Linked DNA regions of Homo sapiens: all the other regions are linked to region 2. Evidence: chromatin loops called from intact Hi-C (ENCODE). Cell type or tissue: ascending aorta. All regions are shown on one strand. Each heading gives the region's core, and the rest is flanking DNA. Links, peaks and the distances in the headings are about the cores only. Region 1 overlaps OR2V2 (olfactory receptor family 2 subfamily V member 2). Region 2 has its middle 7.5 kb from the start of MGAT1. Region 3 holds the start of CTC-338M12.4 (a long non-coding RNA gene).

What was found. A loop is a pair of places that touch in the nucleus more often than their neighbours do. Peaks named below come from ENCODE experiments on the same cell type or tissue, not always from the same donor. Only the 100,000 strongest peaks of a DNase experiment are listed, where the experiment ranks them.
Region 1: a loop joins it to region 2, with 3 times the contacts of the local background. A loop is called at or near these places in 9 of 110 quality-filtered maps.
Region 3: it touches region 2 in a loop (2.7-fold over the local background); 14 of 110 quality-filtered maps call a loop at or near these places.

Annotation. Positions count from the first base shown.
Region 1 is chr5:181,154,411-181,164,365 of GRCh38, reverse strand. It overlaps OR2V2 (olfactory receptor family 2 subfamily V member 2), which reads right to left. Exons shown (of 2, transcript NM_206880.2): 2 at 5,081-9,447. The coding sequence starts at 9,423. The coding sequence ends at 8,476. It overlaps TRV-AAC1-2 (tRNA-Val (anticodon AAC) 1-2), which reads right to left and starts at 212; the gene lies at 140-212. RefSeq lists silencers at 523-817, 2,397-2,739 and enhancers at 2,600-2,769, 2,940-3,229, 3,804-3,983, 3,404-4,159, 4,160-4,916 and 1 more. In ascending aorta, for the core only: a CTCF peak has its summit at 4,883 (motif pointing left); DNase peaks (open chromatin) are centred at 3,085, 3,775, 4,286, 4,885 and 1 weaker place; H3K4me3 peaks cover 636 bases.
Region 2 is chr5:180,805,291-180,815,245 of GRCh38, reverse strand. It overlaps a transcript of MGAT1 not described here. Among named protein-coding and RNA genes, the nearest start is that of MGAT1, 7.5 kb to the right of the region's middle. RefSeq lists an enhancer at 651-910 and silencers at 4,145-4,394, 5,065-5,114. In ascending aorta, for the core only: no CTCF peak of the experiment used is centred there; DNase peaks (open chromatin) are centred at 4,195, 4,755, 5,015, 5,345 and 1 weaker place; H3K4me3 peaks cover 4,409 bases; H3K27ac peaks cover 4,490 bases.
Region 3 is chr5:181,243,951-181,253,475 of GRCh38, reverse strand. CTC-338M12.4 (a long non-coding RNA gene) reads right to left here and starts at 6,935. Exons shown (of 3, transcript NR_109909.1): 1 at 6,594-6,935; 2 at 6,090-6,360. It also overlaps a transcript of TRIM52 not described here. RefSeq lists enhancers at 5,217-6,144, 6,145-7,071, 7,803-7,852, 7,072-8,000, 9,326-9,395 and 1 more and silencers at 6,403-6,502, 6,733-6,812, 6,913-6,992. In ascending aorta, for the core only: no CTCF peak of the experiment used is centred there; DNase peaks (open chromatin) are centred at 6,425, 6,995, 8,955 and 9,265; H3K4me3 peaks cover 5,000 bases; H3K27ac peaks cover 5,000 bases.

The DNA of each region.
Region 1 (9,955 bases), core at 1,819-6,818, 350 kb before region 2:
CTCAACCGTTGAGGAAAGGCAACGGTATAAATACCCTTGATGGCCTTTTCTCCGTAACCAGGTGGAGATAGTGGTGGGGTGTTCCAGGCTAGTTTTCTTGTAATAAATTTGAAGTAATGAGATGAAAAGCATAAGATTCTGTTTCCGCCCGGTTTCGAACCGGGGACCTTTCGCGTGTTAGGCGAACGTGATAACCACTACACTACGGAAACTTGCACGCGTTTTCTGACCCACCACAATGAGCCACCACACAAGGCCGCATTTTATTTCTCATGGTAATTCTGAGCTTCCTCCATGCGTCCCTTCGAGCTTGGCTAATGGGCATGAGCACACAAGAAAAGGACGTTTCAGCACTTGGAAGGCTGAGATGGATGGACGGCTGGAGCCCAGGAGGTCGAGGCTGCAGTAAGCTATGATTGCGCCACTGCACTCCAGCCTGGAAGACAGAGCAAGACTCAGTCTCGAAAGAGAGAAAAGAAAGAAAAAGGGAGAGAGAGAGAGAGAAGCAAGAAAAGGAAGTTTTCATGCCTGATGTGGTGGCATAAGCGGGCATGGGAGTCCTGACAGAAGGTGTGGTGGCGACCTCAGAGAGACGTGAGGCAGTCGAGCTGTCTGGGGTTGACAGTGGGCCTGGGGGTTGAACAGCAGGGGCGCGCTGGCAGCGTTTTCTAAGAGAAGAGACTTTCAGAAGAAGCTGCTTGGGGAATATGAGGCCATGCGTTCGTGAGTGGAGCTGGAGCTTGTGTGCCTGGAGAAACTGGAGTGGAATGAAAGAGGAAGTAGCCCACAACACCATTTTTATTGTTCCATTGTTTGGTAGAGCTCTAGATTATCCAAGCAGCCACTGCTGTTGGACATTTAGGTTATTTTCCTCCCATCAACCATGTGAAAGCGTTATGAGGCTACCTCCTTGGCAGCATTTGGTACTTTTCACCTATTACGATGATTATTTTTTAACTTCTAGCCATTCTTCTGGGTATGTAGTATTTCCTCATGGTTTAAGTTTGCATTTAGCTGATGAGGAAAGACGATAAGCACTTTTTCATGTGTATGACTCATTTTTTTAATCTTCCTTTGTGAGGTGTCTCTTAAATATCTCTTCCATTAAAAACAAAGAAACAGAAAACAAACATCCAAAAAATCCCCCAAAACAAAAAACAGAGGAACTGGCCTCGCCTGGTGGCTGACACCTGTAATTCCATCACTTTGGGAGGCCGAGGCAGATGGGTTATTTGAACCGATGAGTTCAAGGCCAGTCTGGGCAACATATTGGGACATCATCTCTACAGAAAATCCCAAAATTAGCCAGGAGTGGTGGCACACACCTGAAGTTTCTGTAGCTACTCGGGAGGCTAAGGTGGGAGTATGGGTTGAGCCTGGGAGTTTGAGGCTGGAGTAAGCAGAGACGTCACTGCTGCACTGCTGCCAGGACAACAGAGCAAGACCCTGTTCCAAACACACACACACACACACACACACACACACACACACACACACCCCAAACATGTGTCCGCACATGGTCTTTCGTCTGTGCACATGTACCCGTGATGGCCCTGTGTGTCCACATTTCCTCCTCTTATAAGGACACCTGTCAGATTGGATTGGGGTCCACCCTAGTGACCTCATTTTAGTGTGACCACCTCTTTAAAAGCCCTATGTCCAATACAGTCACATTCTGAGGGAAAGAGGGTTGGAGTGCTAAGATGGATTTTGAGGGAAACGTAATTCCACCACAGTAAGACCTTTCAGGCCTGAGATCTCCAGGTGAACAGAACGGCAGGGTCCAAACTGCAAAGGGAGGCTACGGGGGGTTTCAAAAGTGTCACCTTTAGGCTAGAGGTGGGAGGAAGTGATCTTCTGGGGCTGCTTGGCTGGTTGTTCCAATGCGTCCAGGAGGAGAAACCGGGTTGGCGCTGCCTTTGCCGCTTTGGAAGGCCATTCGGATTCATTTCCAGTGTTACACATTTCTGGAAGTGATGCATACCCAGGCCCTGGGCACAGTTTGGGGACCCACTCTGTGACCACAGGCCAGCCACTCCCATCTCTGAGCCTGTTTTCACATCAACAAGATGAGAGGGTGAATGAGATGATCTCTAAGGTTCCTGCTGGCTCTAAACTCTCAGCTTTCCTGTCACTGAGTTTCGCCCTGTTTCTAAGATTTCTGCTGAATATCCTGCCCTTCAGCAGAGTGAGTGAAAGCCAAGATAAAGAGCCAGTTTTCTGGGATGTCCTTCTTACAGGTGGAGAAGGTGGCCCATGTGACAGAGATGGGGCACTCACCCCCAAACGCCTCCCAGCATCCCCCCTGGCATAGCTCTTCTTCCTACCTCTTTGACCCCCTAGAGCCTTGGGCCTGGGGCACAGCAGGAGCTCACAGCTGTCTGTCATGAGAGTCATTCCACCGCTGGCTCAGCTGCTCTGGGCTGGGGCAAAGCTGGCCACTGTCTCAGAAGGACCCACATGGTGTCCCAGAAGACAGGGAGGGCCTTGGGAAGACTGGGCCCTGCTTACTCGTCTCAGGACAGAGTCTGGGTAAGTTGGCCAGAAAAGCCATTGTCATCATTTGAGCTGCCCCAAAGATAAGAGCTCAAGGAGCAAAAGTGCAGATTGGTATAAACTGTCACAGTGTCCTGGAGGGGGCCTCTGAGGTCAGTTGGACAAATGCCCACAGTGTCTTCTGGGGAAACCAGGAGTTGAAGGCTGTGCTGCCTGTGGGCCTCCCCCTCTGCTGTAGTCTCTGGAGGGAGGAGTGGGTGAGGAGGTTCCTAATCTGGGTCCTATCTGGAACCTCTTTCCTCCTGACTCTAGGTCCTGAGTTTAAGACACCGGTTTTCCCCTCTCAGCAGGGGCCAACTGGACTCCTGCATTCATTTCCGCTCAGGATTGGTCTGCACAAGGCCCTTCTTTAGCCTTTAAACTTATCCATGCCTTTAGGCTCATTTATCTGTTCCCTGCTATGCACACACTCAGTCATCCCCACCCCCATGTCTGCTGTGTGAGCAGGGCTGTGCTTGCCAGGGCACCTGGGTCTGTGAGGCTGCGGGCGCCTCTAGATCATCAATCTCGGCCTCGTCTCCTTTTTCCCCACTGGAATCTCTCGGCTCATCCACATGGCTGCCCATCCCCAATGACGATGCTCGTCCTGGCCCCACCCCCAATGACGATGCTCGTCCTGGCCCCACCCCCAGTGACGATGCTCGTCCTGGCCCCACCCCCAACGACGATGCTCGTCCTGGCCCCACCCCCAACGACGATGCTCGTCCTGGCCCCACCCCCAACGACGATGCTCGTCCTGGCCCCACCCCCAACGACGATGCTCGTCCTGGCCCCACCCCCAACGACGATGCTCGTCCTGGCCCCACCCCCAACGACGATGCTCGTCCTGGCCCCACCCCCAACGACGATGCTCGTCCTGGCCCCACCCCCAACGACGATGCTCGTCCTGGCCCCACCCCCAACGACGATGCTCGTCCTGGCCCCACCCCCAACGACGATGCTCGTCCTGGCCCCACCCCCAGTGACGATGCTCGTCCTGGCCCCACCCCCAGTGACGATGCTCGTCCTGGCCCCACCCCCAGTGACGATGCTCGTCCTGGCCCCACCCCCAGTGACGATGCTCGTCCTGGCCCCACCCCCAGTGACGATGCTCGTCCTGGCCCCACCCCCAATGACGATGCACGACCTGGCCCCAGCCCTGGGGGTTTCTTGGGGACATCCTAGGTGTGATCTCACTGGGTCTGGGCTGCCTCTCCTCACTGCCTCCTAGGAAGCCCCACCGCCTGCTCACTCTTCAGTCATCAGGCTCTGGCTGCGTCGCCCACACTTTCGGAACCAGCCTCTCCCCTCACCGCCCGGGGCCCTTCCTTCGCCTCCTGAAACAGCCTCCCCGGCCCTGCACCTAGTGTGGGTTTGGGCAAAGCCCCTGCATCCTTCTGAGCTCAGGGCCTGCCACAGGCCAAAGCCTTGGCCACCCCCGACGCTGCCCCCTGCTCCCTGCATTTCTGTGCTGGAGGGGCTGTGAGCGTGCGCTACCATGGCCAGGGTGCTATTATTTCACTCTGCCATGTGTGGAGTGTGGGGTGTCACCCTCGGGTGTCAGCTCAGGACCACACAGGCCCTGGGACAGGGATGATGGGAGCACGGTTGCCAGCTCCAGGGAGGCCCAGACCTGCCTGCCTGGGTCACCCTCATGTACGTCCCAGTCTGTTAGTGACCACAGTGGGTCTTCGGGAGACAGGCAGACCTCCCACACCCCTGAAAGTTGGGCCTGGGGGATGGCTGTGGGTTAGAGAGGAGGGCCTCGCCCACAGGGACCTCGGGCCATGGGCACTTCCCCGCTGCAGCCTCTGCCCTGCAGCACCCCCTGGCTCTGGGTGTGGCTTTTGAGGTCCCCACAATCACACCCATCCTCTGCCTGCAGGTGTTCCCCACCACCCTCCCATGAGCCCCTTCCCTGCACCTCCCCCAGGCCGTCCTCAGCGGGGCCTCTGCTGATCTTCTCCGCAGTCAGTAGGAGCTCCCACGGGGTCCTCCTGGGCCGACCTGTGCTGCCGCCACGCACCTCACTCTCTTTACTGTTGCCAGCCCCCTGCAGTCCATACTGTTATTATCCCCATGTGACAGATGAGGACACCGAGGCACAGAGAGGCTGGCAGCCTTGCCAAGGGCAGCAGGAGGGAGGCTGGAATAGTCTGGACCCCACTCCGCTCTCTTTTTCACCTACACTAGATCTGTCTGTATGGCCACATCCCTGGCTATTTCAGCCCAATACGATGGCACAGGTCACTTAAATAAAAAAGAAAACAAACCAATAAACAAACATAAGCGCCTGCACCTGCCCCATGCTGTCTGTGCTTTCTCCTCTGGTTGGGATCGTGGCTCTCTGCTGCCCTCCTGTGGCCGTTGGTTTTCCTGGGTGGGGAAGGGTGCTGGCCTCATTCACAACAGCAGATACTCATTCCTCCAGGGTCAGGCTATGGGGCTCAACGTGATCAGGACAGATCTGAGCCCCGTGGTTATGGAGATGCCAGCTTAGCTTTCATACGTGACACAAACACATACACAGTCTTTCCAAATGGAGGTGTAGAGCAATTTTTAAATTTAAAATTCATGTTTTATTTTTAATTGTTCTAGAGATGGGGTTTCGCTATGTTGCCCAGGCTGGTCTCAAACTCCTGGGCTCAAGTGATCCTCCTGCCTTGGCTTCCCAAAGTGCTGGGATTACAGACATGAGAAACCCTGTCCAGCTGAAATGGAACATTTCTAATCTGTAGAGATAGGATCTCTCTGAGTTGCCCTGGCTGGGGTGCAGTGACACTGCAGCGTCAGACTCCCGGGCTCAAGTGATCCTCCCACCTTGGCCTCCCCATTATCAGCTGGGATTATAGGAATGAGCCACCATGCCTGGCTTCAAGCAATTTTTTATATTCACACACACACACAAAACATTGACCTAACTGATTGCAATGAAGATTTGTCACATCTATGCCCCAAAATCACCCAATAAAATGAACAGACAACTTGATGGGAAAGGATTTGGTAAGGTAGTTGGCAAAAAAAAAACTGGCCTTGAGCATTTTAAACTGTTAATTATAAAAAATGTCAGGCATACACAAAAGTGAAGCAAGTAACAAAAACTCCCATGTCCCCTGGCAAGATTCTTGCTTCTTTTACTCTCCTGTGCTTTCACATGTTTTCTTTTTATTTTTTGTTTATTTATTTATTTACTTATTTATTTTCGAGACAGGCTTCTGCTCTGTGGCCCAGGCTGGAGTGCAGTGGCATGATCATGGGTCATTGCAGCCTCAGCCTCCTAAGCTCAAGCAATCCTTCCGCCTCAGCCTCCCAAGGAACTCAGCCTCCCAAGTAACCACGCCCGGCTGATTTTTGTACTTTTTGTAGAGATGGGGTTTCACCATGTTGCCCAGGTTGGTCTCCAACTGCTGAGCTCAAGCAATCCTCCCACCTTGGCCTTGGCCTCCCAAAGTGCTTGGATTACAGATGTGAGCCACCGCACCTGCCCCCCCCCCACATGTATTTCCTCTCTATATTATTTTCTTACAAATCTCTAACAATTACACATCTCTAAGTTTGCAGTTGCTCACACTGAGACTAGTTATGCAACTCTTGTTTCATAAGGAGCATTGATTAGTGAACTGAAGTGTGTGCCTGGACATAAGAGGACCCTGTGGAACCTTTTTGTGACATGGAACTTACCACATTTCTGGGTGCTAGTGGCGTTCAGTAGATAATTTTCAATGGAATTCCCTGGTCCTTGTGCGGGAAATGAATTAAGGACATCAAGCCTATGCCAATGAAATGCAATTAAAATGAAATAGGAATTTCCCCATCATGGGACTAGATAAGGTAAAGGCTGGTGAAACTTTTGCTTGGGTGATTATGATCCAAAATTCTGCATCACGGAAGGGGGCTGGATTAAGTTTGCTCTAAATTTTCTTCCAGTCTAGGGGTTCAGTGGCTATAGATAAAGAGTTGTGGTTGAAACACTCAAGGTACTTACGGGTTGAAGGGTGCAAAATCCCAGAGAAATCTGAGTGGGCATGAGGTTAATCAGGGATGCTTCCTGGAAGAGAAGAATTTGGGGCAAATAGAAATGTGTACAAGGCAAAAAGATATGATGAAAATGAGGAGAATACACAGAAAGATATTTGATATTATAGAGCTTAAATTAATTTGGTAGGTTGGGCATTACCTAAGTGATATCAGCAAGTGGTCACAGAATACACTAAGATCCATCTACACAGTGGAAAATCTTGCAGCCCCGTGACTAAGGAAAGTTACTTCTATTTTCACCAGTCCTTGGAGACACCTTTTCAGGCAATTAAACCCCCAAGGGAAGGAGCCTCCTCCGAAGTTGTTTGCTCATCTCAGCTGCGCTGACAAACCAGTCTTTCCCATGGGGAGGTGAAGAAGAAAACTGGACGATGAGGCAGGGACTTACCGATTTGAGCCCTAGCTTCCTCTCCTGTAAAATGGGCATAATATTTTCACCACAGAATGTTTCCTGTGAGAATTAAGCTGAGTGGACAATCTAAAGTCAACCACGGTAGGCCCTGGGTGCCACTTCCCTCCACCTCTCCAAAGCCTGAAGCCCAGCAAACACCTCCCTGGGGTTTAGTCTAATCCTCAGGACCAGTTCTGGCCTCTTTTCTCTCCGCCTTCAATGGAGATATTTTTTTTCCATGAAAAGAGAATTTTACTGCAAATAGGACAGGTACAGAGCTTGGAAGGATGGATACAAGTCCTGCAAATAGTTCACACTGAAATTCTGAAAATAGGTTTTCAAATAGCAGATGAAATTCTGTCACCATGCTCCAGTCTTCATTCCCCGAAGGGGAAGGAGTTCAGCCAGTTTTCTCCTTACAGAAGCTGAGCTGACACAGAGCAGCACACACTGCTAGGACGTGGTGAGGAGACAGCAGGCTTGGGGGATTTCCACTGAATACACAAGCAAGCATGTCTCTACCCTGTCCCTCATTATCTCAAAGACAACTTGTATGCTTTTAATACGTCTTTATGAAGTTTCCAGTGTGAGGAGTAGACATTCTCTAAAGAGAACTATAAAGGCTTATTTTCTGTCATCTGTAAGTTGTTCATTTAAGACCCTAGGGTTGGGCTACAACTGTTGTGAGACATCATATAAACATCATGCAGGTGGGATCTACGTCTACACATAGATCACAGAGCGAAGTCTCCCACAGAGTAAGCACAGAATAAAACATTAGCAAGGAGAGTTAGGAGGCTCAGCTCAACGTCTTCTTCTAGTAGAAGTAATTCCAATTTTAAATAATGAGTGACAGCAATCCCAATGTCTTATTTCTGCACAGTGCTGATTTACAATGTCCTATATTCATTTTCAATGTATAGTGTAAAATAATTAGTACACAAAAGATTGGGAGGAAAAGTTGTTTCTTCATCAGATAAAAAGTACTGATGTTGGCTGTGCGTGGTGGCTCACGCCTGTAATCTCAGCACTCTGGAAGGTGGATTGCTTGAGTCCAGGAGTTCGAGACCAGCCTGGGCAACATAGTAAAACATTGTCTCTACAACAATAGTGGATCCCTTACTAAAAAATTAGTCAGGTGTGGGGCACGCACCTGTAATCCCAGCTACTCAGGAGGCTGAGTTGGAGACTCACCTGAGCCCAGGAGATCAAGGCTGCTATAAGCCGAGATTGTGTCACTGCACTCTAGCCTGGGTGACAGAGTAAGAACTGAAAGAAAAAGAAAGAAAGAGAAAGAGGAAGAGAAAGAAAGAACGAAAGAAAGAACAAAAGAAAGAAAGAAAGAAAGAAAGAAAGAAAGAACTGATGTAGTGTTTAAAAAGACCTTCCAAGTCTGAGGGTGTCACAATCATCATAATTCACGAGGAAACCAAGACTGAAAATGAGAGAATTATTAACCCGACATCCCTGGAGCTAAGAGATGGCAGAGCCAGGCACTGGATGCCCTGGGTTCAGTGCTGGCTGCCGATCCTGCAGCGGTCCAGCCCCTTCCTCAGTGCCCCCATCACCTCCCTGTTCCTCAAGCTGTAAATGAGGGGGTTGAGCATGGGAGTAAGGACCGTGTAGAAGATAGAGGCCACCTTGTCATGGCTGGGGGCCCGGTAGTGCCTAGGCCTCAGGTAGATGAACATGGCTGCCCCATAGAAGAGGGTGACAGCTGTCAGGTGGGAGGAGCAGGTGGCCAGGGCCTTTTTCCAGGCCTGAGCAGAGTGCATTTGCAGCACAGTCCCTAGAATGTGAGCATAGGAGGCCACGATGATGGAGAATGGGAAGAGAAGCATGAAGACACAGCAAGCAAATATCACCTTCTCAAACAGGGATGTGTCTACACAGGCCAGCTTCAACAAGGATAGCATCTCACAGAAGAAATGGTTCACCTTCCTCAAGCCACAGTAGGGGAAATTCATTACTACCACCATCTGGATCAAGCCATCGATTATCCCAAAGGCCCAGGAGCTCCCAGTAATCTGGAGACAGACCCTCTGATTCATGAGGATGGGATAGTGAAGTGGGTGGCTAATGGCCACATAGCGGTCATAAGCCATGAGTCCCAGCAAGAGCCCCTCAGATCCCACAAGACAGACAAAGAGGCCAATTTGTATGCCACAGCCCACAAAGGAGATGGACTTCCTGCCAGACAGGAAGTTGGCTGCCATCTTTGGCACATTGGTACAGACCAACATGAGGTCCATGAGGGAGAGCTGGCTGAGGAAGAAGTACATGGGGGTGTGAAGGTGAGGGTCCATGTAGATGAGGAAGATGAGGAGGACATTCCCACAGAGGGCCACTGTGAAGACCGCCATAACCACGGAGAAGAGGACAAGGTCAGCAGTACTGTGGGAGAAGATGCCTAAGAGGAAGAAGCCATCTGTGTAGGACTGGTTCACCCACGTCTCCATGGCTCGGTTGTTGCTCCTGGTCACCTGAGAATATGGACAAGATGTGTTACATTGACTGACATCTCTTTATAGACCTCTGCTGCTATGTCTTCAGTCAGCTGTGTTGTGTGCAACTCATTAGATCTCAACAACTGAAGCTTTGGGACATAATAGGGGACACTCCATATCTCCCTAACACAGCGGTGGGGGCCCTCCTGGCTCCTAGAATTGGACTGTGTTTATGTGCTGTATGTATCCTTACCACAAAGAGAAGAACTGAGTTGTTTCATGTGTCAGAGACCTTCGGACAACCCCCTTCAGCAGGCAAAGTCTTGGCTGTACCATATGATACAGAGTCTTTTTTTTTTTTTTTTGAGATGGAGTCTTGCTCAGTCGCCCAGGCTGGAGTGCAGTGGCGAGATCTCTGCTCACTGCAACCTCCCCCTCCAGGGTTCACGCCATTCTCCTGCCTCAGCCTCCCGAGTAGCTGGGACTACAGGCGCCCGCCACCACGCCCAGCTAATTTTTTTGTATTTTTAGTAGAGACGGGGTT
Region 2 (9,955 bases), core at 1,994-6,993:
TTGGATCATGAAGGCTCTATTCCCACTAATGAATGGATTCATCATGGGAGAACTGGCGGCTTTATAAGAGAGGAAGAGAGACCTGCGCTAGCACCTTAGCACGCTCAGTCCCCCTGCCATGTCATGCCCTGAACCCCTCAGGACTCTGCAGAGAGTTCCTACCATCAAGAGGGCTCTCACCAAATGCAGCCCCTCAACTTTGGACTTCTCAGCCTCCAGAGCTGTAAGAAATAAATTCCCTTTCCTTATAAATTACCCAGTTTCAGATATTCCTTGTTTTTAATTTTTAATTTTTTTTTTTTTTTGAGACAGAGTCTCACTCTGTCGCCTAGGCTGGAGTGCAGTGGCGCGATCTCAGCTCACTGCAACCACCGCCCCCCCGGGTTCAAGCGATTCTCCTGCCTCAGCCTCTGGGGTAGCTGGGATTACAGGCACCTGCCACCACGCCTGGCTAATTTTTATATTTTTAGTAGGGATGGGGTTTCACCATCTTGGTCAGGTTGGTCTTCAACTCCTGACCTCATGACCCACCCGCCTCAGCCTCCCAAAGTGCTGAGATTACAAGCGTGAGCCACTGCACCCGACCCCAGTTTCAGATATTCTGTCATAAGCAATAGAAACAGACTAAGTATCTTTGACATGGAGTGGATACTGGAAGCCATGTGACTTCTGTGGGATCATCTCGAAAGAAAGTGTAAAATGAGAAGACACAAGGGCCCAGGAAAGAGCCCTAGGGAACTCCGCATTTGTACAGCAAGTGGTGGGTAAAGAGAGAAAAGGGAGAAGCCTGCTAGGATGCTGAGGAGGAGCAGCCAGAGGAGGGGGAACCCCAGAGAGCGTGCTGGCGTGGGAGTCAAGAGAAGTGTGTCAGAAGAAGGGAGCGGTTGACAATGTCAGAAGCTGCCAAGAGGCACAATAAGATTGAGGGAACAAGTGAGTGTGGTTGTTTCTTTATGGGCCAGAATTTTAAATACCAGGATGAAGGGCACCTAACAAATAGCAAATACACAAACTAACTTTTGTACCTACCAGACTTCAGACTAAAATCGGTACAAAGAATACTCGCCAGGGTAAGGAGAAGCCCAGGAAATTACAAGAGATATCTAGTTTCTGAAATGAATTACAATGATCATCTGAACAAATAGTGTGAAAAAATATACACCTGAAAAAATGTGTGAAAATGGCCAACAAAACATTGAAAATCAGGGTTACTGGGGAAGACTTTTACTGCCAGTTATTAAAATTTACTATCAGCTGTATTGACTGGAACAGCTGCCAGAATAGGTAATTCAACAGCCAGGATGGGAAGCCCTGATACATAAGTTTGGTGGGGACTGTAGGTAGCCCCTCTGGCTACCTTCTTTCTAGTTGAATAGGTTACATATCTAACTCCCTTGCAATTAGGTTCACCTACTCAGGTGCCCTTGAGTTAGACTTGAAAGGCAGAAGACAGCAGAGGCCATTTTACTGCTGCTTCTGATGGAGATGCGAGGCTTCCATAGGAAAGAGGGGTCCACTGGTATAAAGAGCCCGACAACCATGTTCTCCAGATGTTCAGTCCCTCTTGGCCACCCCACACCAAATGACAGTCCGCGAGACTCTGCCCATGGAGACTCCACCTGCTGGTCCTCTAGGTGGAGTAACTGATAACAAAAATCTCTAGCTTACTCCTAAGTGTTTATTCTGAAGGCAGTATGTACAGCAAGACCAGACTTTTGGCCCAGCTAGCGGTGACTACTGCAATGTCAAAAGAGCACATAAACAGACTTAAAAAGCAAATGACAAACTGGGAAAATTGCTGTAACATAGGTAACAAAGGGCTGATATTCTATAAAGAGTTCTTGCAAATGAATAAGACAAAGATGAATCCAAGTGGGCAAAAGATATGCTGTAGGCAATCTGCAAAAGTGATGCATAAAAACAGGTTCAACATTACTAGCAATTAGTGGAATAAAACTTAAAACAACAATGCAAAACCATCGTTCTATCATATTAACAAAGATGACAAAAAATGGTGTGACAGTGCAGGGTGTGGAGAAAAGTTGGTGTCAAAGCTGTGCCATCTTTCTGTGTATCTTTCATATCAAACAAACGCCTTCAACAATGAGCACACCTTTCGACACGAGTTCCCAGACTTTATCCTAAAAAAAAAAAAAATGACGTGCACACAGATTTAGCTACAAGTAATTTTGCAAAAGTGAAAAGTTGAAAACAACCCAAATGTACAAAAATAGGGGAGATAATTATGGTACATTTGTATAATAGTATGCCACTTGGTCATTAAAAATGCCATAGAAGTATATTTTTCATAAACTTATTTCTAGCTGCTGGTTTTACAGGTGGTTTTTGCTTTTTTATTTTATCATTTATATTTTCCTGTAATTATTGCATATTTTTTAATAATTTTTTAAAACCGGCAATTATATGGTGAAAAGGAGAGAAGGGCATTAGTAAATTCTGAAGCAACTGAAATTAAATTGTAATTGCTCATTAATAAATAAACATCATTACATACTAACATTTACCTTAAATAAACTAGATTTCATTTTTCTACTATGGGAGGAAAGACCTAAAATACAAATTGACTCGAATTATAGAAAATAAAGTTACAATTCAGGAATATCTGTCTTTGGACTGTGAAATTTGTACCTGTTATGTATGTGTGTGTGTGTGTGCCTGTGTGTGTGTGCGTGTGTATAAAAAATATTTGGAAAGATATCCACTAGTTTAAAAGTGGTTCCTTTCAGCAGGGTGGGATGAGAGGGGGACAGGAGACAAATTTTTATTTACACAACTCTGTATGACTTGTTATAACAAGCACGAAAAATCGAAGGTCACTTAAGTAAAAATGGTTATAATTATGAAAATACTTAGAAATATGTAAAGTCTCTATGGTATGATTAGAAATCATAATGCAAAATCTGTATACTGTGCTTATACCTATGTTCATATATTTCCATGTGAGAGAAGCCCGAAGGGGAATACTCTGCGGTGAAAGTAGCTTTTCAAGTTCATTCATTGGTTCATTTATTCCACAAATGTGTGCTGAGCTGCTACCATGGGCCAGCCAACTGTTGCAGCCACCGGGATATAGCAATCAAAAATCAAATGTGCCTCCACTCAGGGAACTTAAATTCTAGTAGTGGGAGACAGACAATACATGGTAAACCCGGCGAGTATTTCAGGAAGTGGTGAGCGTCCTGGGAAAAGTGGAGCAGGCCAAGGGAGACTAGCAGTGCTCTGGGTCAGGGGCAGGTTTAAACAGGTTGGTCAGGAAAGGCCTCACTGAGGTGACATGGGAGGAAAGATTTGAAAGAGCTGAAGGGTTCAGTCCTGGAAATGCCTGGAAGGGGTGTTTTACAAATAGACAACAGCCGGTGCAGAGGCCAATGCAGCTAACAGAGGAAGGGGAGAGCAGGTCAGACAGCTAGGCAGGCCAGTGGGTTGTCCGGCTCTGCAGCCATTGTAAGGACTTTGGCGTTTTATTTCAAGTAAACTGAGGAGCCGCTGTGCAGTTTGGAGCACAGAAACGACAGGATCCCTGTGGCTGCTGTACGGAAACCCAGCGACTGGGAGGGTAGGGAGGGCAGGGAGACCTAGGTGTTCAGGTGAGGGATGAAGGGGGGTGTGGACATGTTGAGGTGTTGCATCCTAGACACAGATTGAAGGTAGGGTCAACAGGATTTCTAGTCAGATTGTGTAGAGGGGGTGAGAGAGTGAAGCTGGCTCTTCTGGTTCTGGCCTGAGTAAATGGAGCCGCCATTAATGCCCATGGGAAAGACAGGTGGGCGGAGAAGGTTTGAAGGTGGGGGAAGAAAGGGTCTTATTTTCTTCTTCCTTGCAATAATATATCCCAAGCAATATAATTAAGCAATATGTATTTTTCCCTTTAAGGAAATTCCAAAAATTATATCGTTCCAAATAAAAAAATCATCTCCAGAGTCCTGACGCAGCAACCATTACATTCCCAGTAATGGAAATGTTAAGTCAGTCCGTGCTCTGGAGAAATCCCACGACAGAACACAGGCCAGGAGACCGGGCCTAGATTCCGGTTTTCGAACCGTGGGGGCAAACACGGAGGCTGCAAATCCATCCCCAGTCCGGCAAGATTCTCGAACATGTCGGGAGAGGGCTGCATAGGAACTTCAAAAACGAGTAGCGGCTCCCCTGGATTCAGCGTGAGGGGGAAACCGCGGGGCAGGTTCGAAACTCAGGAGTCCGACGTCTGAAGGAGCGGGAGGCTGCTTCCGAGGAGCCCGGGGCACGACGGGAAGGGCCGCGCCGGCCAGGCAGCCCTCCTCCCGGCAGCCTCGGGCAGGCCGTTCACGCGCCGGCGACGGCGGGCCCGGCCGCAGGTACCAACAGCACCTGTCAGAGGGCAGCGCGGGCGCACCCTGCAAGGGCCCTGCCTCGTCAAGAGAGGCAGCGAGAAACAGCAGCGATGAACGAAACAAAACCTTCCTCCACCACGGCTACACAGAGCTCGCGTCCGAGGAAGCGGGAACACACAGGCCCCGGTGCTTTCCGAAAGGCTTCTCGCCAGGACCCGCGACCAGCGTGGGGCGGAGGGGGGGGGTCACCCTTTTTGAGAAACCAGGTCAAGCAGGCCGTCGCTGGGCGACCTTTGGGCGGAGGGAGAGGGCAGGGCTGCACCGCACAGGTTCCGCCCCTACTTCAGCGTCCTCGCCCCTCCCAAGCTCCGCCCAGCACCCCAAGGGCCAACCCCCCCGCGACGCATGCGTGCTTCTTCCCGCGCGGCTCCACCTGCCGCGCGCTTCCGCTGCTGGCCAGTCTCTTCTGCCCCTCCCCCTCCTGTACGGCCGCTACTCTGCGCCCGGCTTCCTTCTCACAACCTGGTTCTGCCCACACCTGTTCTTCAGCCCTGTGAACAGTGGCTGTAGAACAGTCTCAGGCCCTGCAGACCCACCTCCCTCGCTCCCGTGGTGGCGGTGGTGACGGGCTGGGGACGTTGGGTAGAAAAATGGGCGGGATGTGGAACGCTGCGTTGCCGGGGCCCACTTCCGGAGGACGGGCGGAAGTGGCTGCGGTGGATGGTGGGAGGGGGGAAGGAGTGCGAGGGGAGGGCCGGGCCGCTGGGGGTCGAGGGGGTGGGGCCTGGGCCAGCGCTGGGGATCGGGCCTGGGGCCTGGATTGCGACCCGCGGCGGGCCGCGGCTCCTAGCCGAGACGGGGCGGGCGGGAACCAGGTAACGACCCGGCGCAGTTAGAGCGAGGGTCGTCCGCAGGGCGGACGGGTGGGGGTCAGAGTCCAGGAAGGGTCGCAGTGTCACCCTCTTCTCTTGTGAACACGGGGCACGGGGTTCCGGGGAGAAGGGTGGGAGGAGTTAAATTCTTGGAGGGGGTGGAGGTCATGTGGACGCCACGCCCCTACAGGAAGGAAAGGAGAGAGAGAGTGTGTGTGGATGGATGTGTGTTGAGAGAGAGAATGGATGTGTGTGTGTTTACGAATAAACTTGGAGGGGAGGGGGCAACAGGGGTGGGTTTTCGGGCTGAGAAATGGGAACACTGTGGGGCTGCTGCAAGCAGGACTTGGGCCTTAAACATTCCAGGAGAGTGTTCTCGGGAGTAGCCCCGGGAAGGACTTTAACAGAGGTTGGGAATTACATCTCTGGCACAGTTTTGCAAGCAGAGGGGGAGCTTAGTTAAAGGAGCAAAGAATGCAAGTGGAAGATGCCAGCATCTCGGTCTGGAAAGGATTTATTAACTAGTTGAAGAGGGCTGGTGGATTAAAACACTCAGCACCCTAAGAAGCTTGGGAGATTCGATTATTATGTTGCGCTTTAGACAGGAGGGCAGGAGAAAGGGCGTTCTTTTCTCGATTTCTTAGAAGAGTCTCCGGTTACTTTTCTGTGGTGAGAACGGGTACGATCCATCTTTTATCCTGAATCATGTATGTTTGTACATACATATAATATGTTTATATTATATGTGTTTATATATGTAAACACTATTGATGAGGTGACTGTGTTCTGGCGTGTGATACGTGAGTTAAGTAGGTGCTTTGTATAACCTTGCGGAGTGTTTAACGAAGGTGTTTTGATGATAGAGCCTAGTATGGACTCTTAGGTGGGGAGTGGAAACTAGAAGGTTTTAGGACTCTATTTGGGTATCTAGATTAGAGAGCGTTATAATGTTTAAATGTTCTGCAGGTTAACACAGAAATCTGCCTCCTGGGCCATGCCGCTTCTAAGGCCTGTTTCTTCTCATGAGCCCCAGCACAAGACAGATGGGCCAGTTCTCACAGTGGATAACTTCCCCTGCCTGAGCAAGAGATGGGATAGTATCTGGGATCTGTCCATCACCAGACTCTGAGCTTAATAAGGCAGCTGAATGAAGGGAGGTAACGGACCCCTGAGAGGGGCACTGAAGTCTGCAGTGGGGGGGGAGGGGCCTGGACACACCCCTTCCCCCCCAGACTCCTCCCCGTCAGGGTCAGCTCAGCCATGGACTTTGGACCTGGATAAGAAGAGAGAAGCTGCACTTTGGTGGATCTGATTTGGGATTCTCAGTTTTGAAAATGGAGTGCTGAATGGGGATTTGATGATCTCCTGGAGAGCAACTGAGACAAGAGAAGAAAGGTAAGGCTCCTGTCTCATTTCCCACTTAATGTCTTGCTGTGCCTGTGCAGAAGGTGTTGAGCTGGCGAGTTCGCGGAGGCTACTATTCAGGAAATCTTATCCAGATGAGTACACTGGAAGCTACACCTCTCCATTACTCTGTCCAGGTATAGACTTGTTCCCAACTTCCCCTTACCCAAGCTGGATGAGTGCCTTGTAAGGGATTGTGAGCAATGGCAGTTGTGAGGTTAGGCCAAGGAGAACATGATAATAATTGAAGACTTCTGAAGGGAGGTTGGATTAGATTACCTTTAAAGGCCCTTCCAACACTGAGATAATAGGATTCCAAGTCAGTCTGGGTTAAGACTGGAATGGATTACCTAGGCAGAGGCAGCTGCTCTGTTTTGGGGAGCTAACTGAAAAGGACTGCTGGTGGGGGGAGAAGGCGGGAATGGTCTAGATAACCTCCTAAGTTGTCTCCCTTCCTACTTCTATAAGGGGAGCTTAGCCCATGAAAGCTCGGGAAAAGAGCAGAGGAACAGAACACAGGTTTGGGGGTCAGGAAGGAGTACTTGTGTTCTAGCTTTGACTTTTTGAGTCAGTGTACAACCCTACACAGGCCATGTTCTCTTCACCTACAAAATGGGGGAAAACTGACTTTCCAGGTCCCTTACAAGTTGTTACGAGGAGCAAATGAAACAAGGATTTTGAAAAGTATCCAGGGCCGTGTACACAGGAAACAATAACATCGATGTTGCTCTACGTGCCTTAAAAGCACAGAAACAACTCTGAGTCAGGAGTTCTGTTTTCTTCTTGAAATAGTGTGCTGGCAACAGCCTAAGAAGATGTCCTTAGTGAAAAGCCTGCCCCTGAATGTGTTTCATCATCTTGTTGGTAAACAGTACTTGGGATCATCAAGTTGTAGAACAGGTGAATAGATCCAAGGAGAACTTGGATTGAAGGAGTCTTGCAGATACTGCATTGGCCCTTATGGCTCTCCAGTCCAATTTCAGTGTGCCCCTTTGAGGTAGCTGATTAAAGAGGGGGTGGAAGGATGCTTAAGCCTTGAGGGCAGGTGTCTGGCTAGGCACTTTTCTTGGAGTGAGTGGTGGTCTTTACCTTCCTGTGCCATATGCTAGTTATCTCTCCCGCTCCTTAAGATGACGTTTTTTTCCAGACATCTCTTCGCCCTTTGTATTTTCTCAGGCTGTATTCCCTATAAAAGCAGCCCTGTTTGTCTTTATCTTCTCACTTCCTGTCTGCTCCCTCCTTCAATTCCAATTTACCTGTGCCAAGATGCCTGCTTTTCCCAGGGACAACACACAGCAGAAAGGAGGGGTAGAGCACAGTGTTGGGAATTTTGAGAGACAGTAGGGTATGGTGGCCTGGGCAAAGGGCAGGAGGCCTGGCTTCTGGCATGTCTCTGCCTCTCCCTAGCTCAGTAACACCTAGGCCTCACATGTTCCTTGAGGATGGGTGACAGTGAGGTCATCTGCAAACTGAAAATCCTGTACTTATGCCTTACTTTCCATGTTAAATTTTTTTCTTCCATCCCCTTCCCCAGTCTTTCCTTTTTTGCCACAGGAGTTTTCCTCACTCCCTCCAGCGGCTTGAGAGGTGGGCAGTGGCCTGGGTGGAGCTGCTGCTCCCGAGCTGTACTTTCTCCTCTGGTCTGGTGCCTGGGGCAGCCCCTTTGAGGCCAGGCTGCTCCTTTATAAGGTGTGGGTCTCAAGATGGGTGTACCACCTTCCCCAGCTTCACCCAGCAAATTTCTGTTGCCAGTCTTTGCTTAGACACAGGGGTCACAGTGATCCCTCGGGGATACGTGATGCCACGGTGCCTCCTCAGCCATCTCTGGTATCCCAGGTACCAGGGAGTTGCGTATTTGCGTAATGCTTCTATCACGTGATCCAGTCAATCTGTTTTGTCTGTTTTCCCTCACCACTTTGTTGTGAGGAGAACAGAGCAGGGATTCTTTTCCCAGTTTGAGGGGAAGCTACGGAAGCCCTGAGTGGGAAGGGTTTGCCTAAGGGTAGAGCGGTAGGCACTGAAATCACCTCCCAGTGCTGTGCTGTTTCCACAGCATCTGACCTGACCAGGCCATCTGGGTTCTGCTGCAAACCTCCAGGGAGAGAAGCTCTGTGCCCTGCCAGACAGCCTCTCTGGTAGAACGTTTCCTCCTTAGAGTGAGCAAGCATTCCTCTCCCTGACCTTCCCACCCTCCTGCCCTGCACCTGACCCTTCCATGAGACAGTCCCTTCAAGACAACCATTGGCTTTTTCACATGGGCACCAGGATGCCAAGGCATAGCACTCAGCAGGTGTCAGGCTACTTAGCCAGGAGCAGTGATAGACTTAACCAGACTGTGTGTGCATTTTTTTTTTGAGACAGAGTCTTGCTCTGTCGCCAGGCTGGAGTGCAGTGGTGCGATCTCGGCTCACTGAAACCTCCACCTCCTGGGTTCAAGCTATTCCCCTGCCTCAGCCTCCCAAGTAGCTGGGACTACAGGCACACGCCACCACGCCCGGCTAATTTTTTGTATTTTAGTAGAGATGAGGTTTCACCATGTTGGCCAGGATGGTCTCAATCTCCTGACCTTGTGATCTGTCTGCCTTAGCTTCCCAAAGTGCTGGGATTATAGGCATGAGCCACGGTGCCCGGCCGTGTGTGTATTTTAACTCAATTAATTATTTATATCCTTCTTTATTCCAAAAAGAATTGTAGGTGGCTAACCAAAAGTTACATTTCACAGACATTGTTTAGTGATTATTATGTTAATCTTTCCTCTTTGACCTGGATGAGATGAATTTCTGGGTCTCCATTGTGGGGTGAGGGAGAGGGGCAAGCAGAGATATTAGGAGGCAGGGAGAAGGGAAACAAAACACTGATTTAAAAAATTTGCTTTTACTTTTTTTTTTTGAGATGGAATCTCACTCTGTCACCCAGGCTGGAGTGCAGTGGCATGGTCTCTGCTCACTGCAACCTCCGCTTCCCAGGTTCAAGCAATTCTCCTGCCTCAGCCTCCCGAGTAGCTGGGACTACAGGTGCATGCCACCACACTTGGCTAATTTTTGTATTTTTAGTAGAGACGATGTTTCACTATGTTGGCCAGGCTGGTCTCAAACTCCTGACCTCGTGATCCGCCTGCGTTGGTCTCCTAAAGTGCTGGGATTACAGGCGTGAGCCACTGCGCCCAGCCTGCTTTTACTTTTACTGATGTTTTCAAGCCAACATATGTTTTAATTTAAGGGCATGAATTCTTTCCAAATTGTAAAAAGTGTCAGGGATCTTGGGCATGGTTTATGGGAGGGCAGTTTCCTGGAACAGTTTTCACTTCCTTTTCATCTTTTCAGTTCTCTTTTGTCAGTGGTGGAGTGG
Region 3 (9,525 bases), core at 4,526-9,525, 440 kb before region 2:
AGGGAAAGTGGTCATGTCCACATATCATCCTCTTGTAGGCACTATAGCCGGTGCCTGGCATAGGTGTTCAAAAGTGGAACACCTACTCTTGAGAGGAAGAATAGGCTTGCCTAGCTAGCACTTTATTAAAAGTACCCTGAGGGCCAGGCACGGTGGCTCATGCCTGTAATCCCAGCACTTTGGGAGGCCGAGGTAGGCAGATCACCTGAGGTCGGGAGTTCCAGACCAGCCTGACCAACATGGAGAAACCCTGTCTCTGCTAAAAATACAAAATTAGCCAGGCATGGTGGCGCATGCCTGTCATCCCAGCTACTCAGGAGGCTGAGGCAGGAGAATCACTTGAACCTGGGAGGAGGAGGTTGCAGTGAGCCGAGATCGCACCATTGCACTCCAGCCTGGGCAACAAGAATGAAACTCCATCTCAAAAAAAAAAAAAAAAAGTACCCTGAGTATCAGTGGATTAGTGGATATGACACCCACTACTCCCTGCTCTTGGAGTGGGGTAGCAAAGTCAACAAACCTTTTCTAAACATTACCGCTGCTTATGTCACTTGGATTTGGGAGAACAAGAACCGTGACAGATAAACAGTTTACAAAATCAAGCTCTGGAGATTTTGAGTAATAACAATCACTTCAGCTACTCAGTTCCAGCAGAGCAGTAGGGATGTCATTTTTTGTTTTCAGGTATTACGCAGAACCACTGAGTCCACAGTGGAGGTGGCCCTGGTAATATAACATCAGTCCCTAAAGTACTTTCTTAAAACCTAAGGCTCTTGCCATTGACCATCAACCCCTGGCCTCTATGCCATGCCTCCTGAAACTCCTATAAGACTTGTAGATTCTATGCTGCTTCCTACCCCCAATTCCTAACTCCTCTGAAAATTATCCTGTAACAGTGAAGTTATTGCAAATATTTGCTGGCTGGTAAAATGGGGTTATAAGAAAGGAAGCTAAAGACGCTAGTCCTCCACATTCAAGCTAATAGAACTTCATGTAACAATGGAAGTATTCTGTATCTGCTGTCTAATACAGTAGATACTACTAGCTACATATGACTTGAGCTCTTGAAATGTGGCTAGTGCACCTCATGAACTCAATTTTTAAGATAGTATTTAATTTAATTTTAATTAGCCACATGTAGCTAGTGGCTATCAAATCCTATTTAACAGCACAGTTCTGTACAACCAAAGTCTAGTTCTTCCTGGGGCCCTTGGGAGTAGCAAGTCCAAGGGGGAGGATAAAAACAGAAATGAAACAATTTTCTTTTTCCAGCTGGGAGCGGTAGGCTGTAAGGTAATATTTTTAGACATAAAAGGAGAAAATATTTTATTTTTAAAATCTGACCAAAATGATCTTGAGCCACCTATCACTTCTGATACACGTGGATCACACGGGTGACGAGACAGGAGAAAACTAGGGGAAACAAGTTAGAAAATAAACTGTATTACCTTCTCCTATCAAAAAAGGTCTGGGGCTAGAGCTGGAGCCTCAAAATAGGAGGGATAATAAATATAGGGTTTTACTTTGTGCCTGACTTTTTGAAAATGGGATGGGGGGCAAAACCTAGTATTGAAGCAGGTAAGTGGGTTCTTTCCGTGTTACAGCAGATGAGGGTGATGAGGAGCTCTTGGAGTCCTGGAAGAGAGAGCAGCCTGTGCTGACAGAGTTAATGAGAGGACAGATCTAGGAGTAACAGGGTCTGAGGAGAGGAGATGGCCTCCCAGACCATGAGAACTAACAGTTGTGATAAATTTAATCATAGTCTGTCCAAACCAGAGAGTCCTCAAGTGTGGTATGAGAATCCTGGGTGTGGGGCAGTGAGCTCATTTCTGCTCTTGAGAAGTGTAGGAGATGCAGCAAGGTTCCTGCTATCAGGAGACCTGCAAAGATGGAAGGAAACGTTCCTCTAAGTTATTACTTGTCTCACCTCCTCCCTCCCCCAAAGGAAGGGGAAAGATAGACACCTCGGGGATTTGAATTAGAAATAGCCCTTTGGAGGGTTTTTTTGTTTGTTTGTTGTTGTTATTGTTGTTTTCCATTTTTTTTACACAGCTCCAAACAGCCAACTGAAATAAAAATAGCCTTTAAGAACAAGGAGGCTTATCCTCTATAGCGATTCCCCCTGCTGAGGTTTGTGCTTAGGCCTTCCTAGCTTTCTCGTCTCATCTTTTTTCTTTTTTTTTTTGAGTTTTGCCCTTGTCGCCCAGGCTCTGGAGTGCAGTGACACGACCTCGGCTCACTGCAACCTCCACCTCCCAGGTTCAAGCAGTTCTCCTGCCTCAGCCTCCAGGGTAGCTGGGATTACAAGCATGTGCTACCACGCCCAGCTAATTTTTTTATATTTAAAAAAATTAAAATGTAATTTTAATTGTTGGCCAGGCTGGTCTCGAACTCCTGACCTCAGGTGATCTGTCCACCTCGGCCTCCCAAAGTGCTGGGATTATAGGCAGGAGCCACCACGCCCAGCCATCTCCCCTCATCTTAAGGGACCGAGATCCCAACTTAGAGCCCTTTGGTTGACAATTCCAGCTGGCAGTAAGCAGAGTCCTACAAAGATAAGGAGGGATCCAGGTGGCCTGGAGAGGATCCATGGAGCTCACATCCCCTTTTTCTCTGACATTTCTTAGGCACATGGAATCCCTTCTACTCCTACAGCAAAGGATGTGATTTCTCCGCAGGCCCTGGCCATTTAGCCTTAGTGTGAGCAGAGAGGACTGCCCTTCATCCCTCATACAAATTTGAGCTAGCCAGCCCCAGGGTTCCATTCTGACCTTTTTCGCACTCTGGTTTATATGACGTCCTCTCTCCAGTAGAAAGCTGAGAAAATGAAACTTGGGTCATCTTTTGTTTCTCTCTACCATCTAATGCTACTTTAAATCCTTTGACAAGGAGGCTAGAAGCTTGACTTCTCCCTGCATTTCTTTTTTTTTTTCTTTTTTTGAGATGCAGTCTCCCTCTGTTGCCCAGGCTGGAGTGCGGTGACGCAATCTCGGCTCACTGCAACCTCTGCCTCCTGGGTTCAAGTGATTCTCCTGCCTCAGCCTCCCAAGTAGCTGGGATTACAAGCATGCACCACCACGCCCAGCTAATTTTTGTATTTTTAGGAGAGACAGGGTTTTGCCATGCTGGTCAGGCTGGTCTTGAACTCCTGACCTCAAGTGACCCACCTGCCTTGGCCTCCCAAAGTGCTGGAATTACAGGCATGAACCACCGCGCCCGGCCATCCCTGCATTTATTATAGTCCTGTCTGGACCATCCCCTTTCCACAGCCTCTGACTCTGTATCTGCCAAAGCACCCAGGCCTAGCCCACAGTCCATCTCCCAAGGAAGCCCCAACAGACAACAGAATGCTTTCTGGGGGACTGCTAGACGTCAGACTTCTGCCTAAAATTTATGCTGAATCTTTATCAGGAAAATAAACATTTTTTTAAAAAGTTAATGACCAGGCTGGCCAACATGGTGACACCCTGTCTCTACCAAAAAAGACAAAAATTAGCCAGGCATGTAGTCCCAGCTACTCGGGAGACTGAGGTGGGAGAATTGTCTGAACCCAGGAGGCGAAGGGTGCTGTGAGCCAAAATGGCACCACTGCACTCCAGCCTGGGTGACAGAGTGAGACGCTGTCTCAAAAAAAAAAAAAAAAAAAAACTGCAAGTGATCTCTGATCTCTTTGTAAGATTTGTTCCAGGAACTGATTTAATTTCACAGCCGACCTCACTAAGAGTGGGACAGCACCTATACTTGTACTCCTGTTTCCTGGTCTCCAAACTTTTTGTGCTTAATTTTTTTTTTTTCTTTTTGAGACAGGATCTTACCCTGTCACCCAGGCTGGAGTGTAGTGATGTGATCATAGCTCACTGCGGCCTCCAACTTCTGGGCTCAAGCGATCCTCCTGCATCAGCCTCCTAAGTAGCTGGGACTACAAGCGTGCACCACCATGCCTGGCTAAAATTTTTAAAAATTTTATAGCGATGGGGTCTCACTGTGTTGGTCTTGAACACCTGAGTTCAAGTGATCCTCCCACCTCAGCCTCCCAAACTGCTGGGATTACAGGTGTGAACCATGCTCAACCAAAGAGCTCCTATATACAGAGGCCAATTCTAGACACTGGAGTGAAGGAAGTAGTGTAGGGATGAGAGAGACCTCTTAGTCATAAGGTCTTTAGTAAGTACTCAGTCCCTCCTTTAGTGCCACTTCGTAGGAATCTTGCACCACCACCCCCAGCTAAATTTAGGGTCCCCCTAGAGACCTTCCTGTACAGCATCTCAGCCTTTGGCTTGACTCATTTGTCTTGAATACTGCAGTGGCTTCTTAACTCTTCTTGTCTCTAGTTTTACTCCTCCAACCTAGCCTGCACCGTGACAATAAGTGCGTTTTTAGCAGGTAGCAATAAAAACTTGTCCTAAAAAAAGAAGCAGTCTAGGCAGGACAGTGCTGAGATCAGACTTTTTTTGTTGTTGTTGAGATGGAGTCTCACTCTTATCACCCAGGCTGCAGTGCAGTGGCATGATCTCTGCTCACTACAACCTCCACCTCCCCGGTTCAAGCAATTCTCCTGCCTCAGCCTCCCGAGTAGCTGGGACTACAGGCACGTGCCACCAGGCCCAGCTAATTTTTTGTATTTTTAGTAGAGACGGGTTTCACCGTGTTAGCCAGGATGGTCTGGAACTCCTGACCTCGTGATCTGCCTGCCTTGGCCTTCCGAAGTACTGGGATTACAGGCGTGAGCCACTGCGCCTGGCCGAGATCAGACTCTTAAAGAAACTACTCTAGGCCTGGCCGAGATCAGACTCTTAAAGAAACTACTCTAGGCCTGGCCGAGATCAGACTCTTAAAGAAACTACTCTAGGCTTCAGGACAAAATCCAGATCCCTTAGTAGCAAGGCCTTCCAAACTAGGGCTCCTTGACCCTCAGGGGTTTCACTCCCTCCTAAGGAGCCCTCAAAGCTATCCCTACCTTACCTCTGCACCTACGCTGATCCCTCTGCCTGGAACGCCCTTCCTTTAACTACTTGACCTTTACTTTTCAACCCATGAGGCTGGCCACCAAAATTAGAATCTTCCACAGGCCAAAGCCTCCACTGGGTGGTGAGAATGCAACACTTAGCAGAAACAGAGCAGTCCTTGTGAGGAGACACCTGAGGGATAAGAAGAACCAGTATACACTACACCACCGCTGTGAAAGCATGAAACAAATGTGACCTAGACCTGAGGGTCCCAGAGGCTTCCCTGAACAGGCAACCTAAGCTGAGACCCCAAGAAAGCTTAGATTGAACCGAGAGGGTTGGGGAGGGATGTGATGGGCCTTCCAGGCAGAACAATGTGTGTTCTGTGTGGGAGAGAACTAATGAGTTTGGAGGAAGAGCGGAGGCCCAGTCTGGCCACAAACACAAGAGTATGGGACACGCCAGAGGAAGCCACACGGATTTTGCAGGGAGACAGTAAGGATTTTGCTCATCATCTTAAAGTACGTAAAGTACGTGGGAAAGCCTCCTGCACAGAGTTTTAGCTGGCAGTCAGCAGGCCCTCTGGTCCTGGCCACGCACCTTTCCCTCAGCCTCGCCTCAGCATTCAAGGGAAAACCTGCCACCGCGCAAGCCCTCCAGGGTCTGGAATGCTGGCAGGAGGGGATGGATGCCTCTGCTCCTGGAGAAAAGGGCTCTGGCAGGGAAGCCTGAGGGGCTGGTTCCAACTGTACAGGTCCTGTGGACTCCTCAGAAAAGGAATGGTGAGATGGATTTTCATAGGAGAGCCTCTCCAATTTCTCCTTGGGACTTTTTTTTTTTTTTTTTTGAGACGGAGTCTCTCTCTGTCGCCCAGGCTGGAGTGCAGTGGCGCCATCTCGGCTCACTGCAAGCTCCGCCTCCCGGGTTCACGCCATTCTCCTGCCTCAGCCTCCCGAGTAGCTGGGACTACAGGCGCCCGCCACCACGCCCTAATTTTTTGTATTTTTAGTAGAGACGGGGTTTCACCGTGTTAGCCAGGATGGTCTCGATCTCCTGACCTCGTGATCCGCCCGCCTCGGCCTCCCAAAGTGCTGGGATTACAGGCGTGAGCCACCGTGCCCGGCCTCTCCTTGGGACTCTTACCTTGTATGGAATGGAAGTGGTGCCTCTGGGGTCCCAGACACGGGAGAGAGGAAGCAGCCCAGGGGCTGGGAGAAGTGGTGAGACCCAGAAGAACGGTGGACCCAGTCAGGAAGGGTCCTGCCAGCAGGGCGTGGGCCAGCCTCGGGGTCTTCCCCAAAAGGCAGGTAGGGGCCTCCAGCAAGCTTCCCACCTCCGTGAGGCTGGAGAAGAGGCCCCCTGGATGAGAAGGAAGAGGCCGGCAGGTCCGGCGGGCGCAGGCACAGGTAGACTTCTGGTGGGAAAAGCGTGACTCAGCCTCCTCCAGCGGCTGCAGGACGTCCCCCCGCTAGAAAGGGCCGGGCTCCCTTTGCTGACCCAGAGTCAACCCAGCGATTCCTCCCGGGGAGGCGGGGGGCCCCGGCCCCGGCCCAGAGCGCATGCCTATGCCGGGAGCTGGGCGAGGACAGGGCACAGCCACAGCTGGGTGCCCAACGGGAAAGGCGGCCGTTCCCCCTCAAGCTGCACCTGAAGGGGTCCCCAGGGTCGAGGCCACTTCTCCTTCGGCTCAGGGTTGACCTTCAGTGACCACTGTGGCCTGCGGGCATCCCCTGGGAGGGACGGAGGGGGATGGAGGAAAACTCCAAAGGGAAAGGCCGAATCCTGCAGGGTCTGGTCGTCGGAAAGCCAACCATACAGTCAGCCCTCCCTCTCCTCGGGCTGCCGTCGCCATCCGGGTCCACACGGGCTCTAAGACAAAACCCCAATTGCCCCCAAGGCCCCATAGGAGGGGCGCTGCCAGAATCGCCTATTTTTAGTGAAAGAGAACCGGGCCGGGAGACGGCGGCAGGGGGCCGGAGCATTCCCGAGGTCTCGGTCTGGGTGTCGCGAGGCAGGGAAAGAGGGCGGCCCCGGAGCGGAGCGGGAAAGGGGGCGGGGCAGGGTGGGGCCGGACGTGGCAACCTCCCGCTTCCGGGACAGTGACCCGCGGCGCGGCAAGGCCTTTCCCTTGGGCGTGGGTGGGGACCTGGACTCCCTGTGGAACGTTTAAGAAAAAGAGAACCGAATGAGGTTTCGCGAAAGGAAAAAAAATGTAACTGTGATCTAGTGCTGTTGACGGCCGCGAATGGAGAAACCCCGTGTTCTCGAGGACAAATTGGAACTCCTCGGCGTTTTAGGTCCTCAACCCGGGAACCCCTCGCACCGCGAATCTCAGTCCACAGCGGGAGGCGGGTGTGGTCGTTCACCTATTTGTGCCCGAGGGCTCAGGGAGGCGCTGGCATGACCCGAGTGGGGGGCAGCAAGCTGGTTAGCGGGAGGGTGAAGGCAGCGGTCTTCCACGACCACCACAATCACCTGGGTAGGGATTGAGTCCCGTATTGGAAAAGCGAAAGAACAGTCAGCTGGGGGTGCCAAGGAGGCAGGTGATGTATACAAACCTGGAGCCTTAGGATGGTCCACAGGCTGCGGAGGACCACAGCCAGGACAACGTCCCGGAAAGCCCAAGGGAGACTGCGGCGGAAGGCAGGGGAACCTGCAGAGGACCAGGAGAGCAAGCTGTTTCAGGGAGGGATCCTGGCCTTCCCTGCACACCTGGGCGTCTACAGCCTCCGGCAGCTCTGCCACCCTCCCTCGCCTGTCTTCTGCCTTTACGCAGGCTTTCTAGCAGACATTGCCAAGGTTCTTCTCCAGGCCTTCAAGGCCCTAGGTTAACTGCACCCTCCATTTCCCTGCTCTGTCCTCAGCCCCTCCACACTCCAGCTCAGTACGTTGGCACTAACTCTTCCCTCCGATTGAAATATTTTTCCCCCATTTGACTTCCCTCCACAGGAACATTATTCTCCCATATACCCGCAGGGCTCTCTCCGTGTCTCTGTTCCAATGTTCTCCCCTCTTCGCATACCGTAGGAAGTAAACTGCAAATAAAACAAACCAGGGTCCCCCCTCTGTCTTGTTCACAGCTGTGTCCCCAAGACCTAAAATAAGGCCTGGCACCCAAGAGGTGCTAAGTTTCACAACATTTACTCTGCCTTGTTCAGGGCGCTTTACATTTGCTTCTTCACTTTCCACACCACCATGTAATGTAGATACTAATATTATTTCCAATCTCATTTCACAGATGAGAAACGAAAGTTGATAGATGTCACAAATAGAAAAGTATATACTTAGGTATAATGCCCCCTTTATTTTGCATAGATGTTGGTGGCTGCTATCATCCTGATCTGTGCCCCTGTTTAAAACTACTTGAATAGACATGGTGCCAACACTGTCTCTTATAGTCAGAGATGGGTGAGAATGGGAGCCATTACTTATTTAAATTCCTGCGGTCGAGCGGAAGGCAGAAGGACAGTTAGGTATCCGTGTTCCACCGCTTCCCTGTCTGGGCACGTCCTTCAGGGCACAGTTGGACCCCCAGACCCCTGGGCTTTTGTGTACGCTGGCTGGGCCCAGAGAGAGCTTTCCACTAGATGTCCCCAGAAGTCAGAACCTTAAGGTCCTCCTTTGGGCATTTCCGTTTCTGCGAGAGCTTCCCGTGTTCTGGCCTAGGCAGGAACGGATTGGCAGTCTAGCAACACACAGGGCAATTTTTACTTTATTATTTTATTGTATGTATGTATTTATTTATTTGAGTCGGAGTCTCGCTCTGCTGCCCAGGCTGGAGTGCAGTGGCGCGATCTCGGTTCACTGCAACCTCCGCCTCTCAGGTTCAAGGGATTCTCCTGCCTCAGCCTCCCGAGTAACTGGGATTACAGGCACCCCCCACCACGCCTGGCTAATTTTAATTTTTTTTATTTATTTATTTGGAAAGAGGTTGCATCATGTTGGCCAGGCTAGTCTTGAACTCCTGACCTTAAGTGATCCACCCGCCTCGGCCTCTCAAAGTGGTAGGATTACAGGCATGAGCCACCGCGCCCGGGAAAAAGAGACCAATTCTTAGTTCATCCAGAGTAACCCTCTCCTGCCTTAGTCCAGCCTGGACTAAGTCCTTCCGGAGTTGGTGTGCATCAGAACAAAAACCTCGTGAGGGGAGAACACCCTCCGGAAGCACAGTTTTAAAGTTTATTTTTAACATTTTAATACTCTACTTTTTAAATTGCCCATCGTTACCCACGATAGTGAAATGAAAATTAAGCTCCCCTGGGGTTGCCCCGTCAACCCTCCCCGCACCAAGTGGAACAGGCGGAGCTCGAGCTATGCCACATAGGGGCGGGGAAGCAGCCCGGCGGTCCTCATGGGAATGTGCCGTACACTTCACCTCTTTCGCTTCTCGCTCTACATCATCCCTGAGAAGCCTTTTTAAACACTTGAATGTGCTTGTTTCAGAGTGTATTTGTAAAGTGCAGTCAGATTTTGTTGTACGGAAGACGGGACTGTGATGCCTTGCAATTTCCCTCTGCCTTTTGCATTACATGGCGCCGCCATCTTGAGCAGAAATGTATCATGGGGCTCGCCATTTTGC